Regions from separate parts of the Homo sapiens genome. Here region 2 is linked to region 1. A link is an interaction called in ENCODE POLR2A ChIA-PET data of the cell type or tissue named here. Cell type or tissue: PC-9. All regions are shown on one strand. Links, peaks and the distances in the headings refer to the core of each region. The heading gives the core; the rest is flanking DNA.

Region 1 (10,804 bases), core at 3,154-8,153:
TCCAGCTTGGGTGACAGATTGAGACTGTCTCCAAAAAAAAAAAAAAAAAAAAAAAAAAGGAAAGAAAAATAAAGCAACATGTTGTGCTAGTCCCAGAGCTGGGCAGTGAAATTCTGCCCAATTAGGCCTGGCATTGAGCCAACTAGAGCCCCTGATTAACACCAGTGAGGATGTTTAGAGAGGGTGACACATGTTTTCTTCTCCTCTATGCCAGGCAGGTTGTTGATATAAGTACACTGTGAAAATGTTTACCATTATTCTGCCTTCACCTAATTAGAGCTTTTGGACCACAAACTTTACCCAGAGAATTTGACATTCAGAATGGAATGTAAAAGTGCAACATTGGAATACAGCTTGTGTATAGCTGAGTGACCTCATGGAACTGAGGCTTCCATCTCCCTGCAAGCCTGCCTGCAACCTGTTCCCTTCTGGTTTTGTTTGGTTGACAAGGCTAGTGAAATACCCATGGTGGAGGCTCAGAATCTTTTTGCAATTTCCTATCCCTGGGATGTTTGAAAGGCTAAATCTCCATGATAAGGATAGCTAGCATTTATTGAGTATTTGCTACCTTAAAAGATATTGCAATGTTGTGGCAAGTGAGGAAGCTGAGGCTTGGAGATGGTAGATGGTCTGCCAAGGACACACAAATCGTCAACTGTACAGTGAGAATTTTTTATTTTTTTATTTTTTTAGACAGAGTCTCCCTCTGTTACCCAGCCTGGAGTGCAGTGATGCGATCTCAGCTCACTGCAACTTCTACCTCCTGGGTTCAACAATTCTCCTGCCTCAGCCTCCCGAGTAGCTGGGATTACAGGCATGCACCACCATGCCCGGCTAATTTTTGTATTTTTAGTAGAGACGGTGTTTTACCATGTTGGCCAGGCTGGTTTTGAACTCCTGACCTCAAGTGATCTGCCCACCAGGACCTCCCAAAGTGCTTGGATTACAGGCATGAGCCACCACGCCCGGCCGTACAGTGAGAATTTGAACCCAGTTCTGTATGACTCCTGAATCCTCTTAATTTCCACACTACATCAGTATTCAACAGTCAGGACTGCCTACACAGGCTGCTTGATGGAGCTTCCCTGGCCTCCACAAAGAGAACCTCTCTCCATTAAGATTTGCTTTACATTAAGACTGGGACTTGCAGCACCTTGTCTGAGTCCCCTCCCTGACCAGCTTCCTTCTAGTAGCAGTTGTGAACTCAGTACTGCTTTCCTCTTACTCCAAAAAGTGCTGCTCTTTTCTTAAAAAAAAAAAAAAAAAAAAGTTTCTTCTGGTTATTTTTCACTGTAGAAGATTAAGAAAATCCTGAAAAGCACAGGAAGAAAATAAAATAATCCATAATTACGAAATTGAGATAATCTTTTAAAACAGCTTGATATATTTCCTTCGTGTACAAGGTGTTTTTCAGAGGCCTGTGGATCCCAGCCCCTCCACCAGCTCCTGACTCATGAGCTTCTCCCGGAAGCTTCTCCCTTTACTCTCATGGGCAAAGACTTCCTCCCTCAATCCCTCAAAGTGACCCCACAAGGACATAAGGCTATACCCTGCCACCTTCTCTTTTTTTTTTTTTTTTTTTTTTTTTGAGATGGAGTCTCGCTCTGTCACCCAGGCTGGAGTGCAATGGCACGATCTCGGCTCACTGCAACCTCCGCCTCCCGGGTTCAAGCGATTCTCCTGCCTCAGCCTCCTGAGTAGCTGAGATTACAGGCACATGCCACCATGCCGAGCTAATTTTTGTGTTTTTAGTAGAGACGGTGTTTCACCATCTTGGCCGGGCTGGTCTCGAACTCGTGACCTCATGATCCACCCACCTCGGCCTCCCAAAGTGCTGGGATTACAGGTGTGAGCCACCATGCCCGGCTTATCCTGCCACCTTCTAGCCTCAACTGAAAGTCAGAATTCTGGAGCCAAATTTTGGAGACATGTGGAGAACTGATACACAACAATTGTTACACTCTTTCCTCACTAAACTTTTTAAATTTTTTTTTTCATTTTTTATTTTTGGAGACCGTGTCTTGCTGTCACTCAGGTTGGAGTGCAGTGGCACGATCACAGCTCACTGCAGTCTTGACCTTCCAGGCTTAGGTGATCCTCCCACCTCAGCCTGCCGAGTAGCTGGGACTACAGGTGTGCACCAGCACGCCCAGTTAGTTTTTGTATTTTTAGTAGAGACGGGGTTTCACCATGTTGGCCAGGCTGGTCTCAAACTCCTGACCTCAGGTGATCCACCCAGATGATCCACCCGCCTCAGCCTCCCAAAGTGCTGGGATTACAGGCATGAGCCACTGTGCCCAGCTGATTACTCTTGTCTCCTGCTAAATCACAGACGTTTGGGGAGTTCCTTCAGGACCCCAATAAACTTGTCTGTGGAGGCCTGGGGAGTCTCTTCAGACCCCCAATAAAATTTGTTTAATCCTAAATGGATCCTGTTAAGAATTCCTCCATTATTTTGTCACGCTTTAAGGCCCAGGAAAGGCCTAGGCAAAACTCTTGGTGGGCTTTTGTTACATTCCAGTCTTTGTATAAGGGCACTGGCCCTTTCAGCTTTTAATATTTAACTTAACTACTCAGTCAGTACTTTCACAGTTGTTATGGAAGCCTGAGGATCTTGCCACTGCGCTCTAGCCTGGGTGACAGAATGAGACCCAGTCTAAAAAAAAGAAAAAAGAAAGAAAAGAATGTCCTGTATTCACACAACCACCACAGAACTGGACCTTCTTGAACAGTGCAGCATGGCTCATTCCTTCATTCTTTGATATCCCAACCCCTGCTCAGCATCTGCAGCATGGGGCACAGAGCAGGCACACCCTCCAATGCTGCTCTGTTCACTAGACGGCAGCTTTCTCCTCAGCCCTCAGTGTTCGGCTTGTGCACAGAAAACGTGAATCTAGATAATAAGAGCAAAGAACATCTCCACGGGACATAAGTAAACCACCACACCCCACCCACCTCTATCAACCTTATCTGCTTACTTGGAGCTCTGATCTCTAACAGGCAATTAATCCTCCCTTGTGGAACTCAAAAGTCACCTACCCATTCCCCAGGGAGCTGGGTGATAAGAAAGCGCAAAGTTTAGGATTACTCTTTGATAAGAGTCTTGCTTAAACAAGATCACATACAAAAGCCTGTCTGATCCCCACACCCTTCTCCCCTGGCTCCCCTCTCTCCTTTCTTCCTCTCTTGCTTGTAAGATTGCAAGATTGTGCAAGCCAACCCACAGACTTGGGCTCTGAAAGGCCTAATGCAAATTGCTTTTAGACACACACATTTCTTTCCCAGCCCTCTGTATTAGTCCACTCCCCACCCAGCAGGCCTCACCCTTACCCCCTACCTGGGAGTTGACGCTTGGGGCTCCCCTGGGAGCTGATTGCCCTGGTCTGCTCCTGGCCACTTCCCATTGGTGCTTGCTCATTTACATTTTAAAATTAGAGCAGAGTTCAACACTGTGGTTGGCTTTAGTGGCTCTATGAATTGTCCTACCCTGGTGAGAAAAATGCAGACAATATAGCCACCTGGGAAAACTTTGCTCCTAAAATAGCGCAGCCCCCACAGCATTCTGGCAACAGGTTGCTCTGTGGTGAGTCTCTGGCTCTGGGCTGATAGAAACACCCGGGGATGTAAATAGCAATGAGAAAAGGCCACTTGTACCACGATGACGTTTCGTGTTGGCGGGTTCTACCCCCACCCCAACCCCACCTAAGTTCTCTATTTTTGTTTTGCTTAAACTTCAGCTCACAGCATAAACACCCAGGGTTGAGGCTCCATTCTGCCCTAGAGCTGTGAGTGCAGGGTGAGGGGTTGTGGTGTCCTGTTCCTCCTACCATGTCCCAGCCCCTCTGTTTCAGTCTCAGCACTGTCCTCCCAGACCCTCCCTTCTGAAGGTCAGTTCCCTCTGCTGCAAAGTGGGAATAACAGCATTCGTTGGGAGGGTTGAATGAGTTGACAAAACCCATGCCTGGCACAGTGCCCGCCTGTGGCAGGCTGCAGTGTCTCAGGCCATGATTAAGACAGGGTTGTGGCAGTGATGCAGGTGCACACAGTGGTGAAGAAGCAGACGGTGGGGACCCTCTTGGCAGTCCCCGACCACACAGATGCATGGCAGGACCAGGAGGTGGGGGGCCTCAGGCTGAAACGGCCATCTCCCCAACTCCTCCTTGTTTGTCGGATTCCAGGCCAGCGCCTGGCAGCCCTTCGGCACAGAACTTCTTGTACATTCCACAGCAAGTGAAAGGGCTTTTGTCCCCACACAGGAAGAACAAATGACAAAGGCAATTGTGTGTCTCCCCACGGGCCCACACAGCAAGCTTGGGAAGAGAAAATTCTTTCCCCAAGAGTCCAGCTTTGCTGGAGCGGTTGCAGTCACAGATCAGTCAAACTGTGGCACAGCTCTGGAAGAGTGTGGCATCTGAGCTCCCACATGTGTGGCAGGGTGCTCATCGCACGCCCAGCACACACACATGTGCACAAACTCCAACACATTGCTCCTGCCCAGACTAGCTGGGCAGTGCGTCACAGATGCTCTAGCTGCAGGGGCTCAGGAGGGCATCACACCCACCCCCTTCAGGAGGTTATGGCTTTATTATTCCCTGATATGGTTTGGCTGTGTCCCTACCCAAATCTCATCTTGAATTGTAGCTTCCATAATTCCCACGTGTTGTGGGAGGGACCCGGTGGGAGATAATTGAATCATGGGGGCAGTTTCCCCCATATTGCTCTCATGGTAGTGAATAAGTCTCATGAGATCTGATGGTTTTATAAGGGGAAACCGTTTTCGCTTGGCTCTCATTCCCTCTTGCCTGCTGCCATGTAAGACGTGCCTTTGCTCCTCGCCTTCCTCCATGATTGTGAGGCCTCCAGCCATGTGGAACTATGAGTCTATTAAACTTCTTTTTTTTATAAATTACCCAGTATGGGCATGTCTTTATTAGCAGCATGAGAACAGACTAATACATTCCCCTTCCCAGGTGGGCCACAAAGGCCCAGAGGGTCCTACAACTCGCCATGGGTCTCACCGTGCTTGTCCTTTTCAGGCCTCATGGCCCACACTGTGAAGAATGTTAGGCACTATCAGAGAAAGATCTGTTTTCAAGAAGTCTATCCTGAAGGCCCTTCAAACACATAGTCATTGAGGGCCTATGAGAGGGTGGAGACTCCAGACTACCCACAGGAGATAAATTATACTGAAGAAATCATTCTCACTGGGACAGGATAGATCTCTCCTTTTACCATTTTTTTTCCATCCTTATTTTTCGTATTCTCTTGTAATTATCATAATAGGAAGCTGAGGGTTTGGAAGATTTTAAAATTTGTTAAAGGAAAAAACTTTTCTTATCAAATGAAATTATTATGCATCACTTTATTGGACCCCATGAATGGAATGGAATAACCCAACCCATTTCTGCTGCAGACTTGGCTGCCAGAGCCCTTGGTTGCTGAGTTTAGTGATCAGTCACAGTAACCAGTTCGTCCCAGGTACATCTGGTGCTCCTAATAGATGTCTGGCCTGGCATCTGCTTTTATGTTTTGTGTCTTGTTGTATCTTGAACTTAAATTTCATAAGTGATCTTTGTGCTGTGCAAAAAACTTTCATTGGCCTAACAGAGTTGGGAAATCTAGATGTTATTCCCAGTTCTGCCTGACTGACCAGTTCCACCTTGAGCAAGACATTCCCTCTATCTGGGCCTCTATTTCCTCATTTTGAAACCTATCTGTGTCTCCCAGACTTTCCTGTAACAGAATAACCTTGAGTGTTTGTTAAATATACAAAGTCACAGGCCCCTTCCCTAAATCAGGGGTGGGGACAGGGAGCTGGAATCTGTATCTTTAAACCTAGCATCCTGGTGGATTCTAATCATCTGGCAAGTTCAAAACATGAACACCAGATGGTTACCAAAGTACCATTCTATGCTATGATCTATAATTTATACAAATAATCTCTTAGAAGAAAGGAGATGAAGTTTGGTACAGATTTTGAAATCACGTGTCTTGTTCTTTACTGAATGTAGTTTATCATGATCCTCAGTTTTCATTTATAAACACACACAAGGGGGAACATTTTGTATATTCCTTTGCAAGGTGAAAAACCCAACCCAGGTGCTTGTTCCTCCTGTGGCTTTCCACTGGATTTTTACCAGGGTTGGGCCCCCGACTCCTACCCGTGGAGGCTGTGCTTCCTAGGAAGCTCGATGCATGTTTCCCCAGACACCTGCATGACTCATTCCATCACCGCCCTCTCTTGGGTGTTGACTCAAACGTCAGCTTATCAGTGAGGACTTCCATGGGGCTAATATCACAGCTCCCTCTCCAACATTTCCTATCCTCCTCCCTACTTTGTTTTTCTACTTAGCGCTCATCACTATTTAACCCACTGGAAATTTTACTTGTTTATTTTGTTTGCCATCTGTCTCCCCAACTAGAGATAAACTCCTCAGGGACTTCTCTCTGTTGTGTTCCCTGCTATAGCCCTCAATGCCTGAACTGAGACATAGTAGGTGCTCAATAAATATCTGCAGACTCAATGAATGAAATGCTTGCTGGATAAAGGAATGAATGAATGAACTTCCTGGATTGGTGTAGGTATTTGACTGTCTGTACAGTCAGAGGGACAGCCCCTCTAATCCCAGGCCATGCTCCAGCCTTCTCACAACTGTGCTCCTGGCCTCTGGGCTCATGCACACACTGGTCACATCTGAACCCCATGACTGAGCTGCCCCTTAGGTAACTGCATATCCTCTGTCCTCAGTCTCTCTCTGTGGGAAAGCTGGGGGTTACATGGAGCTCCACCCCTGCTCACAGCACATCCCTTGATGAATGCTGACTGTATCCTTTCACCCCAGCTGCTCCCCACCCTTCTTACTCTCCCACTGGGACCACTGAGAGCTTGGTTGCCTTTGCTCCAGTAGGGGGCTGTCCAACACTCAGCCACACTCCTGAGCCTTTCTCTAAAAACAAAATTTTCTGGCTGGGCACAGTGGCTCACACCTGTAGTCCCAACACTTTGGGGGGCTGAGGCGGGTGGATCACTTAAGCCCACGAGTTCAAGACCAGCCTGGGCAACATGACAAAACCCAGTCTCTACAAAAAATACAAAAAGTAATGAGGTATGGTGGTACACAGCCACTCAGGTGGCTGAGGTTGGGGGATCACTTGAGCCTGGAAGGTGGAGACTGTAGTGGCCAAGATTGTACCACTGCACTCCAGCCTGGGCAACAGAGTGAGACCTATCTCAAACAAACAAACAAACAAACACAAACAATTTCAGTCTGGCAAGAAAGCAAGTCCCCATCTTTACAAAAAAAAAATTAAAAGTTGGCTGGGCACGGTGGCTCATGCCTGTAATCCCAGCACTTTGGGAGGCTGAGGCGGGGGGATCACCTGAGGTCAAGAGTTTGAGACCAGCCTGGCCAACATGGTGAAACCCCATCTTGACTAAAAATACAAAAATTAGCCGGTTGTGGTGGCAGGCGCCTGTAATCCCAGCTACTCAGGGGATCGAGGCAGGAGAAACGCTTGAACCTGGGAGGCAGAGGTTGCAGTGAGCCGAGATGGCGCCACTGCACTCCAGCCTGGGGGACAAGAGCGAGACTTCGTCTCAAAAAAAAAAAAAAAATTAAAAATCAAGAATCAGCTGAGTGTGGTGGCACATGAAGTTCCTGCTACACGGGAGTCAGGCAGGAGGATTGCTTGAGCCCAAGAGATCAAGGCTGCAGTGAGTTGTGGATTGCACCATTGCCCTCCATCCCAGGTGACAGAGCAAGACCCTGTCTCGAAAATAAATAGCCGAGAGCGGTGGCTCAAGCCTGTAATCCCAGCACTTTAGGAGGCCAAGGCGGGCGGATCACGAGGTCAGGAGATCGAGACCATCCTGGCTAGAACAGTGAAACCCCATCTCTACTAAAAATACAAAAAAATTAGCCAGGCGTGGTGGCGGGTGCCTGTAGTCCCAGCTACTCAGGAGGCTGAGGCAGGAGAATGGCGTGAACTCAGGAGGCAGAGGTTGCAGTGAGCCAAGATCATGCCACTGCACTCCAGCCTGGGCCACAGAGCAAGACTCCGTCTGTAAAAAATATATAAATAAATAAAAAATAAATAAATCTTTATTATTAAAAAGACAGCTACTGGCACCTAGAGGGATGAAACAGAGTCCCAGAGCTATGAAGGAGGTGGGATTAAGCAGGGTCCGTTAACTTGAGTCTCTTGAGCTGGGGCCTAGAGAAACTGGTTCAAGTACTTGTGGCTCTTTGACCATAACTGGCCTAGGTCTTAATATGAGTGAGCATTTGAACTAGGAAAAAATGGGCACAAATACCCACTGCAGAAAGTTTATAACAAACAGGTAAACAAAAAGAAGAAAAACAACTACAGCCAACACACAGAATGCTTACTAGTGCCAGCTGTTCTAAGGGCATTTACATTGACCAACTTGTTTAATCACATCACAATCTGTAGAAGCAAAAAATTGCCCTGCTTCCAAAGTTAGCAAACATTTAGTATGCCATTGTCAGGAAAACAAAAACAAAATATTTTGCAACCCAAGATAAACCAAAACTAGCAGGTTCAACTCCAACTAGTTGTTGTACCCAGAATAATAAAACCTTGATTATTGTCAGTGAACTTTAGACTCCTTAACAAATACAATTCCTGGCCAACCATGGTGGCTCACGCCTGTAATCCCGGCACTTTGGGAGGCCAAGGTGAACAGGTTGCCTAAGCTCAGGAGTTTGAGATCAGCCTGGGCAACACAGTGAAACCTCGTCTGTACAAAAAATTTAAAAAATAATAATAAAATAGCCGGGCAGCTACTTGAGGGGCTGAGGTGGGAGGATCACTTGAGCCCGGAAGGTTGAGGCCGCAGTGAGCCGAGATTACACCACTGTACTCCAGCCTGGGTGACAGAGCGAGACCCTGCTCTGAAAAAACAAACAACAACAACAAAAATTCCTGTCCCTAGTTTTTGTTATGCTGGTGTCTAAAGATGTCGTGGCCTTAGTAAATGTAGTAATCATGTGAGAAAGTCATTGTTTTTCATAATGGGCAGACAAATGTAAACTATATTAGTTTCCCAGTTGCCATAACAAGTTAGCACAAACTTGGTGGCTTGAAACAACAGAAATTTACTCTCTCATAGTTCTGGAGACAAGAAGTCCAGAATCAAGGTGTTGGCTGGGCCATGCCCTTCTGAAGTGTCTAGGGGAGGCTCCTTCCTTGCCTCTGCTGGCTTCTGGTGGGTGACTCCAGGCATTTCTTGTCTGTGGCCTCATCACTTCCATCTCAGCCTCTGTCTTCATGCGGCCTTCTCCTCTGTCGCCCTTGTCTTCTCCTGTTCTGCCTCTTATCAGAACTCTTGTCATTGGATTTAGAGCCCATGTCAATAATCCGGGAGGATCTCATTTCAAGATCCTTAAATTAATTACATCTGCAAAGACCCTTTTTCTAAATAAGGTCACAGCTTCCAGGGCTTAAATCATGGGCGTATCTTTTCGGGGGCCACCATTCAACCGATTATATTAGCTCTGGTGGTCTTGAGGGTTTGTTTGTTTTACTGAAATGCTACAGTTATGTTTTTATATTTGGAGGGTCAGTCCTGAAGTTTAACTCTTGCACTCTTCGCAAGTCATTTGTTGCCTTCCTTTTCTGAAGATTTTGCCTCAGAGTTTTTCTTTGACAAACCTATGGTGATGTGGGTTGGTGCCATTATTATCCCTGATTTATTTATTTATTTATTTAGAGATGGAGTTTCGTTCTTGTTGCCCAGACTGGAGTGCAGTGGCGCGATCTCGGCTCGTTGCAACCTCTGCCTCCCTGGTTCAACAGGTTCTCCTGCCTCAGCCTCCCAAGTAGCTGGGATTACAGGCATGCACCACCACGCCCAGCTAATTTTGTATTTTTAAAGTAGAGATGGAGTTTCACCATGTTGGTCAGGCTGATCTCGAACTCCTGACCTCAAGTGATCCACACACCTCGGCCTCCCGAAGTGCTGGGATTACAGGCGTGAGCCACTGCGCCTGGCCTAACTTTTTTTTTTGAGACAGTTTTGTTCTGTCGCCCAGACTGGAGTGCAGTGCCACGATCTCAGCTCACTGCAGCCTCCACCTCCCGGGTTCAAGTGATTCTCCTGCCTCAGCCTTCCAAGTAGCTGGGACTACCAGCGTGCACCACCACCCCCAGCTAATTTTTGTATTTTTAGCAGAGATGGGGTTTCGCCATGTTGGCCAGGTTGGTCTCCTGACCTCAGGTGATCCACCCACCTCAGCCTCCCAAAGTGCTGGGATTACAGACGTGAGCCACTGCACCCAGCCCCACTTAACCTTTTAAATGCCCAATGGCCCTGGCTCCACCCTTCCTGTGCTCCCTCCCTTCCTGTGCTCCCTCCCTTCCTCCCTCCACCATCTCATTTTCATCCCGTTCCCATGCTACCCCTTAAAGTTAGGCCAAAGAGTTGTTAGAAAAACTATAGACTTCACCATCAGACAATCTGAATTTAATTCCTCACTAACTCTGTGAACTTGGGCCAATTATAAAATCCCTTTGAGCTTCAGTTTCCTCATCTATGAAATGGGGATAAAGATATTTAGCTGATATAATCATACTTGGTTGATAGGGTTGCTGTGCTAATTATTTAAATTAAAGGTACTTAATAAATGCAAGTTCTACATTTTTCCTCGGAAAGAGTCTGCCCTTATTTAAGTCTCAGCATAAATGTTATTTTATTATTACTATTACTTTTTATTTTGAAATAGAGTCTTGCTCTGTTGCCCAGGCTGGAGTGCAGTGGTGCGATCTCAGATCACTGCAACTT
Region 2 (5,000 bases), core at 1-5,000, 270 kb before region 1:
CTCTCCTCAGTGATACTTTTTGGCCTTGCCCAGTGACTGTCCCCTGGGATGGAGGCCCTCCACCCCCACCCCAGTCAGGAGGAGCCAGAAGATTCCACATCTGGAGCCCACTGTTCCTCCCCAGGTCCTGCTTTCACAGGGAGGAAAACTTTGCTTCTGGACAGTTTGGAATGGAATTGGCCAGCGCTCTGCTTGTCAGCTGTGGGAGTCCGGCCCACACTGCAGCTATGGGGAATCAAGTAACAGGCTCCAGGACTAGGCAGATACTGTGTGCTCAGCACTGTGCCAGACGCTGGGGGAGGGCAGCGGGGCCCTGCCTGCAGGCACTTGCAGACCAGGTGGGGACGCACGATGAGGCACAGGACAAGATAAACGGTGGTTTCACCATCCATAGGCCGGGCTGGCTGCACACTGATTCTAGAATGTCTGACATTAAAAATGCTTGATACGCCAGTCGCGGTGGCTCAAGCCTGTAATCCCAGCACTTTGGGAGGCCAAGGTGGGTGGATCACCTGAGGTCAGGAGTTCAAGAACAGCCTGACCTACATGCAGAAACTCCATCTCTACTAAAATACAAAAAATTAGCCGGGCCTGGTGGCGTATGCCTGTAATCTCAGCTGCTCAGGAGGCTGAGGCAGGAGAATTGCTTGAACCCAGGAGGCAGAGGTTGCGGTGAGCCAAGATTGCGCCATTCCACTCCAGCCTAGGCAACAAGAGCAAAACTCCGTCTCAAAAAAAAAAAAAAAGCTTGATATGAGTTTACTATTAAACTCTTAAGCCTAGGTGGCAAAAAAAGATTATATACATAGTAGGGGAAGGGAAAATGGCTTCCCTCCACCCTTCTAGGGAGGAGGGCTTTGGCTGGGCTACAGATTAAATTGAAATGACAGATTAACGGGAAAAAAAACGTATTTAATTATATACGTATGCACAGAAGTCCCACCAAGTATGAGATTCGAAGAAAGACGGGATGATTGAAGCTTAATAGCATCTGGAGCTACAGAAAGGAAAAGGGGATTGGGGTTCCTGCGGGTGGTAGAGACAAGTTATAGGAGGGTGACAGAGAGGAGATGATGAATAAAGGTCCTTTTGTTATGCAGATAAAAATCTCTCGGGTGATAGAAGTTGTCAGGAACAGCCCTCTTCTTTATAGATACTTTTACTAATGTAGATTTCCCTGAGAGGTGGAAGTTTCTAGGCCAGGCAGTGTGGCTAATGCCTGTAATCCCAATGCTTTGGGAGGTTGAGGCAGGAGGATCATTTGAGCCCAGGAGTTTGAGACCAGCCTAGGCAACATAGTGAGACCCCGTCTAACAAAAAATTAAAAAACTAGCTGGGTGTGGTGGCCCATGCCTGTTAGTCCTAACTACTCAGGAGGCTGAGGCAGGAAGATTGCTTGAGCCCAGGAGATCGAGGCTGCAATGAGCTATGATCACGTCACTGCACTCTGCCTGGGCAGCAGAGCCAGACCTTGTCTCTTTAAAAAAAAAAAGGAAATTTCTTTTATAAAAGGGCAGCTTTTCAGAGCTACTCTGTGTCTGCAGTTTCTCGGAATAACCAACTCAAAATATAAAATATGCCAAAGTATATTTTGGGGTGGCATATTCTGGTCTCAAACAGTCATATTTTAGGGTGGTGTGTCCTGAGCCCCAAGTGTGTGTGTGTGTGTGTGTGTGTGTGTATATATATGTATAAAGTAATTAAGTGCTAATGGAACACAGTGCCAGACATTCAGAGAAGGACAGCGTGGTCACATAGGGACATCTTGGAGGAGGGCTGGAGCCGTGGGATTGAAATAGTTTTTTTAGTCTCAGAATCCTTTATTCAAGTGGTGTTTTAGGCTCAGTTGGTTTATAAGACAGGTAAGCAAGGGGAAGGGGAGCCTAGGCTTGCCTACTCTATCCCCAGCCCCGACTGCCAGCAGCCTCCCCCCAGCTTCCCCCAGGAGTCACAGCGTTCTGGTGAGGCTGTGGCCACAGCTTCGATTCCCCCTGGCTGTGAGGGCCCCAGAATGTCACCCACCAGTCCTGACGGCATGCCAGGGCTCCGCCAGGCTTCCTGAAGAAATGGGCTAAGCATTGATAGGTGGGTGAGGAGAAGCAGCTACCCGTTGCAGTGGACAGGATGGAGAGGGGGCCTGTGCTCCTTAGTCAGAAGAGCAGCTGAGTTGCTCCTTCTGAGGGAGTGGAGTTGTTTGCTGATCCCTGTTGGAAGTGGGAGAAAGTTCTGCAGTGAACTAGAGGCAAGCCAGCAGAGGCACAGATAACCACATCCTGACATCAGGAAGGCTGTCTTAGAGGGGGTTGTGCACAGCCCCCATGGGGATACAGAAAGCCAGAGGGCGACATCTGGTTAGGAGCTGGCTGAATGTCAGAGGGGAAAGGGTGATCTCAGCAGAGGCTACAGCAGAAGCACAGCACGGATGAGTCCCGGAGCCTGTTCCGAGGCTCAGGGAGCTGCTAATACCCATGTGATCAGTGTACCAGCGCCCAAGGTCATGGGGAGGATGGCAGGAAGGGAGGGTAGAGCCAGAGTGGGAAAGCTGTGAAGGCCATACAGAGGCACAGAAGGTGAGGACCACAGGTCAGGGTTCTTTGTGGAAGAAAATCCCTCTGGCAGCGCTCACCTGCCAGCCCAAGGAAATCTCAGGAGCAAATCTGGATCCTCCCAGGATCCTGGAGTGAAAGATCAGACCAGAGTGACTGGTGGAGCACTTGCCCCAGCCCAGAAAGGATGTGGTCGGGTTGAGAAAATCCGCTCTGGGCCACTCATGCTAATGGAATGTCAGCAGCTGCAAAGGTACAGCCTGCCTTTGGTAGAACTTACTGTGATGCCAGCTCAGTTTTCATCCACTTCTTTGCCAGGCACATGGTGTGGTCGGGTCTGCCCTAGACCCATTCCGGCCCTCAAAGATGAAGAAAATGAGAAGGGGGCTCTGGCAGAGAGAAGTGTGATGCCTGCAGAGGGCCCGGGGAATGCAGCAGGGCTGGCCTGCCCAGGGAGCTGTCCCCAGGGAGCTGTCCCCAGGAACCAGCCCAGCCCAGGGGACTTGGCTGACTGAGGGAGGGGCTTTCCCACCTCACTGACACCTGCTGCTTCAACCAGCTGCCCCACCCTCCACACCGGAGCCTCTTCTCTCTCCCTGACTCCCAGCCAAGTCCCACTCCACCCTGCTTTTCACCAAACACCAGCTCCAGCAAGACCCCTTTCCTGTTTCTTCCCCTGTACTGAGTCTGATCCAAAAATTCAGCCCTTGATTCTCTGGGCAGTGTGTCATTTATAGCGCTCTAATTGTTGTCTCGAAGGCAGCCATTGTGTTTTCTTCTTCATATTCCCGAAAGCACAGGCCCCTGATACTTATGGAGTGTTGGATCCTTTGCAAACCTGCGGAAGGAGAGTACAGTGGCAAGACCAGTTGTCCCCAGCAGTTGCCCACTGGGGTCATTCCTACTCAGGGCTGTGTCCTGCCAGCTGTGCACTCAGGTCCGTGCAGTCCATGCTAGGGGGATCCCGGTTTCTGCCCTTGGGACCTGATAGGCAAGCCAGGTGGTCGTTAGTTCTATGTTCCAAGATGGGTGCAGGGCATCCTAAGAATTGAGAGAGGTGGGATTTAAAGCCAGGCTTGGGATGGATGAAAATGAAGAGGAGAGTTGGTATCTGGGGGGCAACCCGTGTGCAGGGTCAGGAAAGGCATTTTGGGGATGCAGTGAGGAAGAAAAATACTTGTCCAGAAATCCCCTCTTCTGAAAATCCTGGGGCAAATTCCACCCTCTTCATTCTCTACCAAGTTGCAATCTAAGAGACAAAGTATGGAAAGATGGGCAGAGAGTAAGGACATCAGAGGGCTTCATGAAGCTGGGAGCCCAGGTCTTAGGGCAGAGGCCCAGCTGAGAGAGAAGATCAGAGGGGCAACTGCCAGGGGCAGGCCTGGCCTCACCGGGTGGCACCTGCAGCCTTCGCAGTCTGGGTAGGGACCCTCCGATGGAGCAGGCCTGTGTGCTACCCTCAGGTGGGCTGGTAGAACCTCCGGGCAGTGATCAAGTGCAGGCCCTGACAGTACCGTGGTCTTGCTCATCAGTGATACTGAGAAGAAAGGGCCTCACTACTCACCACTGGTGAGAACCGGGAGGTGCTGCCGTCTGGCCCTCGGTGGTTCAAACTCTTCGCAGGCTGCCCAGGCAGCTGGTTGGGTGAAAATATGACTGGACTTCCATACTGGTTGCTGTATAGCCACTGCCTGGACCCCTCCAGAACCCCCAGACCTCCCCAGCATCTGAAGGGCCAACACCAGTCACAGCAGGGCCTCCAGGGCTCCACCCCAGCTCTTGATGAGCAAGTGTCATGACTGGCCTGTGAGAAGCATTCTGGCTGTGCCTGCTGTGTCCAGGGTAGAGGGAGGGAGCCAGCCATCCCCGCTGAGGTCCTGCCTCCAGGTGGGACCAGCTCTTCTTCTCAACCATTCTAAGGGCCACTCCCCACACTGGTCTTACCTCAGAGGACTTTAGGTTTTCAGGTCGAAAGAAATTCTGAAGTTGCTTGCTCTCATTGCACGGTAACTGTCCCTAAATGGTGATTGAAAAGGATTTCACGTCACTTTAATCCTATGGATTATATAAGGGGAGCTGGCTATTTTGGGAAATCCAAGGAAGAATCCTTTGATAAAGCATAACACCGCCTTCTTTGTGTATCTCCAGGGTCAGGAAGCAAACTTTGCAGTTCCACTTAGGAGGCGTTGCTTGGGCACCTATACTGTTGTGGCTGGCAAGGTGGGAAGTGGAGCTCTGTCCTTAGGGGACCTCCTTGCCAGTTCCTTGCTCTACCTTCACTCACGGATTCTAAGTCACTGTCTGGATGGGTCTCTTATCCAAGGTCCCATGCTGGGCCCTGTGGGGAATGTGAGTGTAAGCCTGGTCCCACGATCATTAGGCACAGGGCGTTGCTTAGTGGAGGATGTGGGTAGGAAGAGCAAACCGAGCAAGACCAGGACTCACAGAACAGTG

What was found. Peaks named below come from ENCODE experiments on the same cell type or tissue, not always from the same donor. Only the 100,000 strongest peaks of a DNase experiment are listed, where the experiment ranks them.
Region 2: POLR2A ChIA-PET joins it to region 1 with 8 read pairs; 9 of 35 experiments call an interaction of 5 or more read pairs at or near these places.

Annotation. Positions count from the first base shown.
Region 1 is chr2:47,307,030-47,317,833 of GRCh38, forward strand. All of the region lies in intron 3 of EPCAM-DT (EPCAM divergent transcript), which reads right to left. Among named protein-coding and RNA genes, the nearest start is that of BCYRN1, 23 kb to the right of the region's middle. RefSeq lists enhancers at 2,573-2,762, 4,023-4,092. In PC-9, for the core only: a CTCF peak has its summit at 6,044; DNase peaks (open chromatin) are centred at 3,352, 3,932, 5,652 and 6,232; H3K4me3 peaks cover 1,235 bases; H3K27ac peaks cover 4,198 bases.
Region 2 is chr2:47,041,023-47,046,022 of GRCh38, forward strand. The region is part of intron 15 of TTC7A (tetratricopeptide repeat domain 7A); the gene reads left to right. Among named protein-coding and RNA genes, the nearest start is that of TTC7A, 100 kb to the left of the region's middle. RefSeq lists an enhancer at 4,783-5,000. In PC-9, for the core only: no CTCF peak of the experiment used is centred there; a DNase peak (open chromatin) is centred at 2,749; H3K4me3 peaks cover 1,281 bases; H3K27ac peaks cover 4,310 bases.